Regions from separate parts of the Homo sapiens genome. Here regions 2 and 3 are each linked to region 1. Evidence: chromatin contacts called from ENCODE Hi-C or POLR2A ChIA-PET data. All regions are on one chromosome and are shown on one strand. The core of a region is the stretch at or near the end of the contact, and the rest is flanking DNA. Distances in the headings are between cores, read along the strand shown.

Region 1 (4,332 bases), core at 1-2,500:
AGGAGTCCTTTCCCTTTGTTCTTCTAAGTCTAGCCCTGGTTTCCAAACTCCCCTGTCCCACCCCCACCCCAAGCCACCCTTCCTAAATGCCTGTCAACAAAAGCATAAAAGTAGAGTTCGCTCACTTCAAAGTGGGATGTGAAGCTCAGCATCCTGCTTTAAACGATTTTTTTATTTTTTTGACGGGGCGTGGTAGCTCACGCCTGCAATCCCAACGCTTGGGAGGCTTAGGATCGCTTGACCCCAGGAGTTTGAGTCCAGCCCGGGCAACATAGTTGGTTTTTTTTTTTTTTCTCCTGTCTCAAAAAAAAGGCATTGCAGAGATTGAAAACCGTTTCCCACCTTCTCCCCTGCAGTGTTTAGGAAGAGACAATCCGCCCCCGATTCAGCGCTTCCCAGCCCGCAGCAACTGCGCAGCGGGGGGAACCCAGGGCTCCGCGGCACCCGCAGGCTTTAGTTACTGCTCCGAGGCCCTCGGACCAAAGAGAGGCTGCGAGGAGGACGCGGCTCGTTTAGCTCGCTGCGAACCTCAAGATAACCCTTGGTTTCCATGCACATCCCCCCAACATTGCATGTGCTTTCATTCCTACGGTGCTGGGGTTACTTTCATTTATTGCTTTTGTTGACCAAAAAGAAAAAAACAATCCTGAGCGTGCACAGGGGGCGCAACGGGGGACCGGCTCCTCGTGGCTGACCGGCGGCGGGGCTGGCGCGCGGGGGCGGCCTGCGCGGGCCGCCCGGGGACGCTGCTCTGGGGTCCGGCCGCGGCCTCGTGGCCGCCCTGCGCGCGGTCCAGCACCAGCAGCGGGATCTCCTCCAGCCGGTCCGGCCGCTCCTTGCGCCGCAGGTAGCGCCGCCTCCACGTCGCCAGCCTCTGAAGCAGCCTCTGCAGGCTCGAGGGGCCCCACAGGCCGCGCTCCGGGGCCTCCTTGCCTGCGCGCGCGTGAGCTTGCCTGAGCTTCTTCCTGCGCGGGCCGCGGAACAGCCGCCGCCAGCACCAGCACCCAGAGCAGGAGCCGCCGTCGCCGGCCACCGCGCGCCGCCCGACCGCCTCCGGATCCCCGCGCGGAGGGGGGCCCCGCTCCAGGCGCGCCGCCTTCTCCAGCAGCTCGTGCTGCGCGCCGCCGCGCCGGGGGCCACCAAACCGGGGGGCCGCCATGGCCCGCGCAGGCCTCTTCTCGGAGCGCGGGGCCCACATCTCGGGAACCGTCGGGCTGGACAACAACGCTGCCGCCTCCAGGACTCCAAAGGGCCCCTCGCGTCCTCTCCCGGGAATGTACCCACAGGCCCCCTCTACGCGCTTGGGTTGCCCAGGAAACCCCAACGGTGACCCCACAATGCCCAGCAGAGCCCTCGCCCTCTGCCAATGACGGGGTCACCAGAATCCAGCGACCCAAGGAATCCCTCAAATAAGTCGGCCAAATTTCGCTGCGAACTGATTTACACATATGGCCTCACCTGGACAAGAAGGAATCTTGGAAGTTCCTGGGGCCCAACTCCTGGTTCACGAAGACACACAGCGTCCACGAGCAGGGGGCTGCGCAGCCTCCCCTGGGTCGAGGCGTGGGTTTCAGCCTCAGGCGTGTGTTGCGCTGGAGATTTGTATTTTGTGAACTGGTTTCAGGTGGTCTCAGCACTTTTCTGTTAACAGGGAACCAGAGTTTCAGGAAAGATCTCAAAACCTAATTTTCTTCATCTCGCCTCACTCAAAGGCCTCTTTCTTGTAAGACTATGATTGTTTTTTTTAAATAATTTTTTTTCTGATTGCAAACATAAGATTTTTGAAGAAATGTTGTAAAACTAATACAAAAAAGAAATACTCCTTTTTTCTGCTTTTTTATACATATTTTCGTGCTTATTAATTTTCTCCAAAGCAAAGTTAAATAATAATAGCTGCTATGGGGGCTGGTCGTGGTGGCTCATGCCTATAATCTCCGCAATTTGGGAGGCCAAGGTGGGCGGATCACTTGAGGCCAAGGGTTCGAGACCACCCTGGGCAACATGGAGAAACCCTGTCTCTACAAAAAATACAAAAAAAATGTCACGGCATAGAAAAAAAAATGCTACTCTGGGCACAGCCCTGGAGGGAGGGGCAGGGCAGTATCCAAAGCTCTTCTGGCAGCTGACTCCGTGGGGCCCCCTCCCCATGGAGAGTGAGTGGAATGAAGGGTTCATGCTATGCACTAAAATACAATGCAAATATTGATGCAAATAATTTTTTTAAATGAAATTGTTGCCCTCCTACCAAATGGGAAATTAATTTTATCACTGGATAGACACTTATGAAGAAACTGGACTTCAAGTTTGTCCATCCCAGTATTCTGGCAGAAAAGCATGAAATTGAGCCATTCCTTGCAAAGACCAGGAAATCCAGCATTTCCTACAAGACTGGGGATTGCTTGGAAAAGAAGAGCTGACAGAGTATCTCCAGATGCTGACAAGCTTGTAGGACGTATGCAGGACTGTTCATGAGGCCAACCAGAGAGGCCCTGTCCCTGTCCTTCGGGAGAGGCCCTGCAGCAGACACTGGGCCGGCCCTGGGAGGAACACATCTGCTTAGCTGTGTCCCTTCTGTATTCCCTTTCATGGTCCTTAAGTGACTACATCATCTAGTCCAGACCAACACGCTGTGCCCTGAGCAAGGTAGAAGATTTGGGGACAAGCCTGTGCCCATGGTTCCTTCTTCACAAGAATGAAAATGACTTCACGCTCCTAAGTTTGCTCCTACCTATTTTCTCCTTAACAACTCATGCACAGAGCAGTGGTGCTGAGGGGCTCTGCTGCTGGCCCTGTTCCGGATGGGCAGGGCCCCTGAGGAGGGCAAATCGAGAGGCAGAGGCCCAGAGGGAGGGTCTGGATGACCTAACCCAGCCTTAAAGGTGCCTGTTTTCATCAGCTCTTCCGTGTACCCAGCACCCTCCCAAGACCATCTGGGCCTGGCCCTTCCACCTTGCTCTGAGGGTCTGCTCCGGGATCCCCCACAAGTGAACTCTACTGAGGATGCCCAAGACCTGAAATGGGTTCTGGAAATCTTGGGTCCTCCATGGTCATCCCCACATTTGTCTCCCGTCTTTCTCCTGACAGACTCCACTCCCAGTAGTAGGGATCAACCTCTGCTTGTTAGAATAGGCAGCTAGGCAGACATGAGCTGAGCAGGAGACCGCCCCTGCCGGGAACGTGAGACAACCACCAGGTGATGGTCAGGTGGTTGTTATACTTTCTTTCCAAAATAATAATGGGTCACAGCAGGCACCAGGAAAAGGCGGTCTCCCAATAGGTAGAAAACACCTGATGCTGGTGATTAGCAGCCTGCCAGTAAGTTCTCAGGAGCTGGGCAAGTAGGCTCAAGTATGTGCACTAAGAGGCAAAGCGGCGGAGTTTAACTGGTATTTGACCTTCTAGGAACACTCAGCTGACTCAAATGAGTATGCACACAACTTCAGTAAACGCACTGCACATGCGGCCCCTGCTCTCAAGTGCGACATGCAGCCCACCACACGCGCAGACAGCCCACCCCACGGGAGGAACTGGGAGAAGGAACACAGCCCCCCAGAAGCATGCCAACGTATAAAGCCCCAAGTCAAAGGCTGAACAGTGCACTTGGATCGCTCAAGTCGCCCATTTGGCCCTCTTCAACTGTGCTTTACTTCCTTTAGTTCCTGCTCCAATACTTTTTTCTCCCCCTGCTCTATCACCCAGGCTGGAGCGCACCAATCTCAGCTCACTGCAACCTCCACCTCTGGGTTCAGGTGATTCTCCTGCCTCAGCCTCCTGAGTAGCTGAGATTACAGGCACACGCCACCACGCCAGGCTAATTTTTGTTTTTTTAGTAGAGATGGGGTTTCACCATGTTGGCCAGGATAGTCTCAAACTCCTGATCTCTAGTGATCCACCCACCTCGGCCTCCCAAAGTGCTGCGACTACAGGCATGAGCCACCGCATCCAGCCTTACCATCTTCAACTGAACCAAAGATAGAAGGGTAGAGCTGAGGCCAGGAAAGAGAAAGTGCCTGGGATAAAAAGGGTAAAAGAGGGCAAGATTTGTTATACAGATTAAATCAGTGCCTTCTCCAATAATCAGAGTCTCCAGTGATGCAGAGTCATCTTCCTCTTTCTAGTACCAGGAGGAAGACACTCTTACAAATGGAGATTATTTATTTATTTGTTTATAGACATGGTCTCGCACTGTTGCCCAGGCTGGAGTGCAGTGTCGCGATCTCGGCTCACTGCAACCTCTGCCTCCTAGGTTCAAGCCATTCTCCTGCCTCAGCCTCCCGAGTAACTGGAATTACAGGCACACACCACCATGCCCAGCTAATTTTTGTGTTTTTA
Region 2 (4,332 bases), core at 1,161-3,660, 320 kb before region 1:
AGTATATATATGATTTGGTACTACTACCCACAGTTTTAGGCATCCACTGGGGGTCTTTGAACATATCTCTCATGGATAAGGGGGGAACTACTGTATGTCTTGTATTATATTATAGTCTTCTTCTTTCATGTAAAACATGGGTTTTGGCCAGGTATGGTGGCTCATGCCTATAAAATAAAGGCATGGTGGCATATGACTGCAATCCCAACTACTCAGGAGTCTGAGGCAGGAGAATCGATTGAACCCGGGAGGCGGAGGTTGCAGTGAGCTGAGATCACACCACTGCACTCCAGCCTGGGTGACAGAGCGAGACTCTGCCTCAAAAAAAAAAATAAAAAGAAGAAAACACAAAAAAACCCCCCATGATTTTACTCCTTGAATTTACTGCTAAGCTAATCAATCTCATCAGCCCCTCACTCATTTTGTTTAGTTGCTCCAACTTTCCAAATTCTTTCCAGCCTCTGGGCCTTTGTACAGTACATGTCCCTCTGTCTGCTCTGTACGCATCTGCTTGGTCTGTTTAGACATTATTTCCATTAATGGCCTTCTCCAACCCCTGCTAAATTAAGACTAGATTCTCATTCATCAGACCTTGTACTTTTCTACTGCAGCATGTAACTACTGTTTATAAATCTCTATTTGGTTACCATGCTGTCCCCCACTACATTAAGTTTCAGGAAGACTGTGCTCCTGTCACCACTGCATACCCAATACCTAGGAAGAGTCTAACACATATACTTGAAAAGGAGAATGAGTTCTTTGTATCTGTCTCTGAACCATTACTAAAAATACATTTTAACAGTGCAATACTTGCAACCAAGATAAGAATGCAGACTTTAAAAGCCCATTCATTCTCTATTAAACAGAAATTATATATTCATTATAAATTATTTTTACATGTAAGTCATTACTATCAGTAATTGGCTTGTAGGATAATCTGTATTGTTCTTTATACTTATTGAGTCTAACGATACTGCTCCTATTTGAGAATTTTTCTTGAACTAAGTATTACACTACAGAGATAAAGCTCCTTCCTATATACTATTACTAACCTCTCTTAGTAGAACAAAAACACAATACGCAAAGCATACTAGAAATATTTGGTTCTTTTAATCAGCTATTCATGGTGTAATAAAATAAATTTAAGTGGCACCTAATTTAACATTTAAAATAGTTCATTAAAAGATAATCTACAAAACAATGTTATGCCTAATTGTCAAAATAACACCTTTTTTTTTTCAAGAAAGGAGAAATAAAGGCATAATCAAAATTATGGCTAACAACGTGGGTTCATTTTGACACTTACAGATGATTCTGTAGGCATATCGGCAGGCACGATGTTGAAAACCAATCCACTAGATTTAAAATTAATGGTAAGATAAAAAAGAAAAGATACACATTTCAGAGGTAATGTTTGAAATTAAAGAAAAATATCCACCATATATTACAACAGATCTTTTAATGACTATTTTTAACATAAAGATTGTTGTTTTGGGAAACATCTATTCTCTTTGAACATTTCACTAAATTTTCAATGTATTAAATAACTGACAGAAATAAGTTCTGTGTTCTGTACAAATTAAAGGTCCCATGAATACATAACCCCCTCCCAGCCCCACCAAAGCTCAATTTTGCATGGTTTCAGCAGAAAATAGACAGCCCAAAATTTAAACAGAATTCATAGCATTACAAAAGTTTACAGAACCCCTATGTTTTCATCATTTGTTTCTAACAACAAAGATTACAATGACAGAACTGAATGATCAGAATGTAAAAATATTTGTGCAAAACTGCATTAATTGTTCTTACCATCTAATAGGGGTAAAACTTAAGAACACGCAATGACAATAATGAAGAAAAACTACATTAAAAGTAATTCTACTTTTGATATCAAACAACATGGATTATACTATTACTAAACATTGAAAAAAAAAACGTGGCACCATGAGAGCAGCAGGAGCAACAAATGATTTGGCAATTCCAGCTAAAGAAAGCTGACACTGGAATATGCCAAAGTTAATCTCCACAGTAGGCATCCATCTGAAAAGACTGGAAACAACTGTAGGGCTTCAAACTTACTTCAGTGTCTTTATTCTTGAATTTGCAGGTCATAAATGAAATATTTAAGAAAGTCTTTTCCCCTCCCTCTCAAGGAGTGTTTCTTGCATTACTGGCAATCATTAAAAGAGTTGAATCATAGATTCTCTGGATTTACCAACACCAATCCACTTAACTAGGAGAATACAAAGAGAAAAGGAATTGAATCAATTCATCTCTAATGTTCACTCGTTGGGATTAAAACAGGTAGTCCCCTACTTTTCTCAGTATCACCATAACTTTTCCCTATGTGCCTTTTTGCTGTTCTCTATTCTGTTAGCAGACTGTGCCGATTTCTAAACAGGATGTACAAATAAGACCCAGCACAGGACAGTATGCCTTACTGTTCCCTTTTTAACTGTGCAATATTTTCACTTTCCTAATGACTTAGGATAGTAAAATATTGACCAACACCAGCAGAGACCTACAGAAAGTTGGTGATCAAGTTCCTGATAACAGGCCAAGATAAGCATCTTCAACATCTAGATGAGAATATGATTTTAACTTGCACAGCCTCAGAAACTGCCCACTACAGGAGTCTATGGAAATCGAATCATCTGCATCACATGGTTTCAGATTATTTGCAGAATTGCCAGCTTCCATAAGGTACTGTTAGGATCAACCTTCGTGGTATTTTACAGATTTTTGTTAGACTCACTGCTGTTTATATTTCAAGAAAATGCTGACCAAGAGCAGTAAGCAAATATGCTTACTAAATTTGACATCATGCTGGGAGGGGCAACTAGTAATTTGGAAAACAAGAATCATGCTGGAAACGAAGCACAAGGCAAAAGAGATTTTACACGGAGGACACATCCCACACACTTCACTTTTTCTTATGTTTCAAATATCCATCAATGCCAACAAAACGATACAAGGAAAAAGCCATCTGTTAAAAGAATGACTTCACATAACTAGATACAGCCATACGTTGTTATGCCTAACTCCCTCGCCATCTTATATTTGTTCTTTAATAAATAGGCTTAATTATTTTTAAAAATTTTTTCTTACATTTTTTTCTAGTGAGATTTCCCATTTTCTATACCAATTATTTCCCAGTGTATATTCAGGAAACTCCAAATCTCAAGGGTAATTTAACCCAAACAAACCATAAACCATTTTTAACCCCCCAAAAACACACAACATTTTTTGTGGTGGTAGAGATACATGAGGATTTGTTATTAAGAGGGAGAAGTGAATGAGACAATGTCACAGGATAAAAAAAAAACAGACTAAGAATTAAAGACAGGGTCAGAAAGGGTGAGAAGTAATCTATTATCTTCTATTTAAAGATGAGCATCGTATTTACTTTAAGGAATAAAAATATTACTTTGTATCTTCCTGGGCATTTATGCAAATCATGTGCACTCTGTAAAGTAACAATGATCTTTCCTTTATTCTATTTCAAAGGCACATAGGCAAGTTAAAAGAAAAGACAGTTGGCCGGGCATGCTGGCTCATGCCTGTAATCCCAGCACTTTGGGAGGCTGAGGTGGGCAGACCAAGAGGTCAGGAGAGACCAGCCTGGCCAACATGGTGAAACCCCGTCTCTTACTAAAAATACAAAAATTAGCCAGGCGTGGTGGCGCGCACCTCTAATCCCAGCTACTCGGGAGGCTGAGGTAGGAGAATAGCTTGAACCCAGGAGGCAGAGGTTGCAGTGAGCCGAGATCCCGCCACTGCACTCCAGCCTGGGACAGAGCGAGACTCCGTCTCAAAAAAAAAAAAAGAAAAAAGAGAGAGAGAGAAAAGAAAAAACTTATTCACAAAGTGTTTATGTTTACCTGGAATTTGAAGCTCATCTTCAATAAATCGAACATAGTTTTGTGCATTAACAGGTAGTTCTTTAAACGCCCTTGCATTTGATATGTCTGTGTTCCATCCTGGGAGAGTCTTATATTGAACTTCAACTTTATTTAAGACTTCTTGGTTTGCTAAAAGTTAAAGAGGACATTTATTCATGGCACACACTGTTTACTGTCAAACAACTTTTTGATATATTGTAGGTTCAAAATGTCTTTTCAAAATCTTTGGAGCCACATATGTTTTGGGATTTAGAATTCTTCAGGTAGTAGAAAGGTAAAACAGCGCAAATACCATCTGGAGTAGTATTCTATAATCAAACATATTTCTGCAGCAACGCATATGATCATTTGCTATAAGAGGATAAAGATTATGTAATACTAACATTAGTTCAAGACTGGTTTTGCTGCCAAATGAATCTGGGTGCCAAAC
Region 3 (4,332 bases), core at 617-3,116, 310 kb after region 1:
CTACACTGTAAATAAAACAGGATGATGTAACAAAATGTGCTATAAAGAAAATAAAGTAGGATAATACATTAGAGAATTGGGGTGTGTTTAGGTGGGATGGAATAGTTTAGACGTTCTGGTCAGGGAGTGCGTCTCTGGAAGTAATTTTCGAGATAAGAACTTTAAGATTAGGAGTCAGCTGTGTGAAGCAGGGGAGAGCAAATATAAAGGCCCTTTGAAGGGGAAAGGATTAGGATGCTGGAGAAAAGCAAAGAGGATAGTGTACCTGTGAGGTCGCTAGAGAGTGGTGTAAGATCAAGCCAAAAACGTTGGCAGGGCCAAATGACGTAGAGCATTACATGCTGTGAAAAAGAAGTTTCTCGGTGCAGTTGATCAGGAAGAAGTTGACCAGAAAGCCATTGAAGGGTTTTAAGCAGGGCATTACATGTTATGATTTTCATTTTAAAAAGATTGTTCTGGCTGCTGTGAGAATGGATTGAGATGGCCATCAAGAGCAGAAGCAGAATGACAGCCTGTGGTCTATTGCAGTGGTGCAGGCAAGAGGGAATGGTGGCCAGGCAAGCTTGGTGGTGGCAGTAAGTTGTAAGATGTCATTATTGTTATTGTTATGGGCTGAATTACGTCCCCTCCAAATTCGTGTTTTAAAGTCTTAACCTCCAGTATACCTCAGAATGAAACCTTAGTTGGAGATAAGGTCTTTAAAGAGGTGATTAAGTTAAAAAGCCCAAACAAAAGGGAGGTGATTAAGTTAAAATGAGGCCATTGGGGTGGGCCCTAATCCAATCTGACTTGTGTCCTCCTAAGAAGAGGAAGTTTGGACACCCAGAGAGACAGTGGGATGCTCGCGCACAGAGGGGTGACCAGGTGAGGGCACAGGGAGAAAAAGTGGCGCCTACAAATTGAGGAAGGCCCCAGAAGCAGCCGACCTGCTGACACCTTTATCTGGGACCTCTGGCCTCCGGAACCGAGAAAATCAATTTCTGTGGTTTAAGTCACACAGTCTATGGTAATTTGTTATGGCAGCCCTAGCAAACTGATAGAGCTATGACAATCATGGGTATGGTGCTGATCTCTTCATTGTATTTATCACTACCTAAAATTCGCTTAGATTTATTTATGTTTACTCTTTCACTCCCTTGATTGTAAGTTCCATTACAGCAGGGATTTTGTCTAATTCATAGTAATCGCAATGCTGCGGAGTGCCTGCGCCATGGCACATGAAAAGTGACCGTGTGGTTAAATTGTTTCTCAGTCACTCTGTAATATCCAGTATTTTGTAGAGCTTTTGTTTTTAATGATATACAGGAGATCCAGAGTTTTTTAGGGGGCTACAAACTCTAGCACATAGGACTATATAAGAAATAACACTGCAGCAAGTTAGAACCAGGTGTTCAGGAAGCATATCTTAGCAGTGGAGACACGATCTCTTGATTAGAGGGACCTTGGATAAAAGAGGCCTTTTTTGAACAGAATAGCTCTGCTGAAGAAAGAGATTTCGTCATTATTTTACCTTCATTTCATGGCTTTTCCAAAATAAGGTACATGTGTGAAAAATGCCCTCCGTAAGGGCGAGGTCTTTATTTTGTTCTCTGCTGTTCTGTAAACGATACCAGCACATCATAGGGTTCAAATATTTGTTAAATGAATGAAAACATTTTCAGATCCTGCTTTGTCCTTAGACATTTTTGGATTGCTTTAAATGTTCTCTTATCCTTAGCATAATATTAGCTATTTAATAGAGCAGGTAAAATGTTTTGCCTATTTTTTTTTGTCTCTTATAATTGTGTGAAATATTCTGAATCTGGTCTTCACTTTGGTGTTTTTGACCTTAGGCTGCCCTTAAACTGAAGTCACAGCCTAGCTCAATGGCACTGGCTCCCCCTTGTGTCAGGAACTTGATACTACACCCACTAAATGCCAGCCTGCCAAGAACCAAGCTTCCCCGGGTCAAACATTTTAAGTGGTCCAAATGCTATACATAATTAAATGATGACACCACGATTGGGCCACCTTATTGGGGCTCATTTGCTCCAAATAGTCTTACTCCTATGCCCACTACTATATATATAGCACAGGTACAGAAAAACATTTTTAATACTTGTAACCATAAAGGCTTTTGGAGTTAGTTTGTACTTCTTATCAATATAAGACATCTACGTTGACAAAAGAAATCGAATGTTGACTGAGTGCGGTGGCTCACGCCTGCAATACCAGCACTTTGGGAGACCTAGGCGGGCGGATCACTTGAAGTCAGGAGTTTGAGATCAGCCTGGCCAGCATGGTGAAACTCTGTCTCTACTAAAAACACAAAAAATTAGCTGGGCATGGTGGTGGGCACCTGTAATCCCAGCTACTTGGGAGGCTGAGGCAGGAGAATTGCTTGAACCTGGGAAGCGGAGGTTGCAGTGAGCCGAGATTATGCCACTGCACTCCAGCCTGGGCGACAGAGCGAGACTCTGTCTCAAAGGAAAAAAAAAAAGAAAGAAAGAAAAAGAAATCAAATGTCTCAGCATATTTTAAATACTTTATATGGAACAGTTGATTTTCACTTTCTTTCAAAAGCCTACCAAAATTGAGGAGTTAGCGTTTTTTTAATCCCATGAAATCGATTTAAAAGGAAGAAAATTATTTTTCAAAGGGACAACATTTTATTTTCAAGAGTAGTATTTGATTTCTGTTTTGTGTACATGGTAGAATACTGAGTGAGTTGCTCCTGGCCACTCTCGCTGTTGAGGAGATGAACCCGTGCAGGGACGGCCCCAGGAAGGCCTCTTTAGCTGTCTGAATGAAGTGATTTTGACTCTCAGCGTCAGTGGTGTGCTGGAGCCAGACCGTGCCGACTTATCCCAGCTCACAAGAGCTAATGGCTAAATTTCAGGAGTTCTGCAAACTATTGTTAAAGCTAGTTTATATTAGAAATAAATTATATAGACAATTCAGTTATATTAAAAAACAAGGGTGCTTTCTTCAGCAGCACTTATCTAAGATCAGAACAACATCGAGAAGATGAGCGTGGCACCTACACAGGCTGGCACACACATTTGTGAAGCGTTCCATATTTTTTCAGGTTATTCTGTATTAAATGCAAAATAAATGCTTTTATTAACAATGACAAAAAGAAAGGTAATTGTAATAAATACAATTTACCACTTCGTAATTACTTTATTATATTTTACTCATACTTTGAGGTTATTTGTGTCTAGTGTATGTGTGGTGGATGTACCATATAATGGTATGCTATTGTCATTTCTTCCAGACTCCACCTTTAGTGATTTCATGTTTGTAATTGGCAGCTTGAAATCGATCTTGGAACAATGGAAATAAAACCACAATGGAAATAAAAAAGGATCCAAATCAGGACTTTTTGCCTATGAGGAGCCAGTGATAACCAGCCCATTACTATATGCAAAACGAGTTTATATGTTTTTTCTCTACTCCAAAAACTTAACAAAAGAAGGAATTATTAAACTTTAAAAAACGATTTTAATTTTATTTTACTACATTGGTTTCAGTTTTTTATTTTATTTTATCATTTATTTATTTATTTTTGAGACGGAGTCTCACTCTGTCGCCCAGGCTGGATTTATTTATTTATTTATTTATTTATTTATTTATTTACTTTTTTTGAGACGGAGTCTCGTTCTGTTGCCCAGGCTGGAGTGCAGTGGCACCATCTCGGCTCTACCTCCCGGGTTCAAGGGATTCTCCTGCCTCAGCCTCCTTAGTAGGTGGGATTACAGGCGCCTGCCACCACGCCTGGCTATTTGTGTGTGTGTGTTTGTGTATTTTTAGTAGAGATGGCATTTCACCATGTTGGTCAGGCTGGTCTTGAACTCCTGACCTCAAGTGATCCACCTACCTCGGTACCCCCTCCCCCGACCCAGCCCCAACAAAGTGCTGGGATTACAGGTGTGAGCCACCATGGCTGGCTTGGTTTCAGTTTTTTAAATAGTTTTTTGAAAAGATAACTTCAATAATTTAAATTCTTTAATAATTTTAATAATGTTAAAAATGGTTTTAAAAGGTTGCTTTAATTTAATTGAATTTATTTATGTTGAGACAGAGTCTTGTTCTGTCACCCAGGCTGCCGTGTGATGGCAGCATCACAGAGCTCACTGCAGCTTCAACCTCACCTGCTCAAGTCATCCTCCCATCTCAGCCTCCAGGGTAGCTGGAACTACAGCCACACACCACCATGCCTGGCTAATTTTACATTTTTTTGTAGAAACAGGTTCTTACTGTATTGCTCAGGGTGGTCTTGAACTCCTGGACACAGGTGGTCCTCCCGCCTCAGCCTTCCACAGTGCTGGGATCACAGGTGTGAGCCACCTT

The links. Hi-C counts contacts between places; a loop is a spot of excess contacts on that map. ChIA-PET counts read pairs that join two places held with the same protein, here RNA polymerase II (POLR2A). Pooled maps may share reads with other maps.
Region 2: a pooled map shows a loop between it and region 1 (4-fold over the local background). The contact joins the enhancer-like site here to the promoter of C1orf202 in region 1. A Hi-C loop is called at or near these places in 1 of 37 single-sample maps with no recorded cell type and 2 of 50 pooled maps. POLR2A ChIA-PET finds 5 or more read pairs at or near these places in 2 of 52 experiments (OCI-LY7 and activated naive CD8-positive, alpha-beta T cell).
Region 3: a map of Caco-2 shows a loop between it and region 1 (2.9-fold over the local background). The contact joins the enhancer-like site here to the promoter of C1orf202 in region 1. A Hi-C loop is called at or near these places in 1 of 168 maps with a recorded cell type or tissue (Caco-2), 2 of 37 single-sample maps with no recorded cell type and 10 of 50 pooled maps. POLR2A ChIA-PET finds 5 or more read pairs at or near these places in 5 of 52 experiments (BJ, HepG2, PC-9 and 2 more).

Annotation. Positions count from the first base shown.
Region 1 is chr1:244,729,765-244,734,096 of GRCh38, forward strand. C1orf202 (chromosome 1 open reading frame 202) reads right to left here and starts at 1,251. Exons shown (of 1, transcript NM_001395959.1): 1 at 1-1,251. The coding sequence starts at 1,159. The coding sequence ends at 611. RefSeq lists enhancers at 1-434, 435-1,172.
Region 2 is chr1:244,407,406-244,411,737 of GRCh38, forward strand. ADSS2 (adenylosuccinate synthase 2) reads right to left here. Exons shown (of 13, transcript NM_001126.5): 12 at 3,882-4,031; 13 at 1,089-2,233. The coding sequence ends at 2,181. Among named protein-coding and RNA genes, the nearest start is that of ADSS2, 42 kb to the right of the region's middle. Within about 2 kb of position 2,411, at least 2 of the 41 ENCODE cell types and tissues checked have a DNase peak (open chromatin) inside an H3K27ac peak, as active enhancers do.
Region 3 is chr1:245,040,970-245,045,301 of GRCh38, forward strand. The region is part of intron 3 of DRC8 (dynein regulatory complex subunit 8); the gene reads left to right. It also overlaps the pseudogene RNU6-999P. Among named protein-coding and RNA genes, the nearest start is that of EFCAB2-AS1, 72 kb to the left of the region's middle. Within about 2 kb of position 1,867, at least 4 of the 41 ENCODE cell types and tissues checked have a DNase peak (open chromatin) inside an H3K27ac peak, as active enhancers do.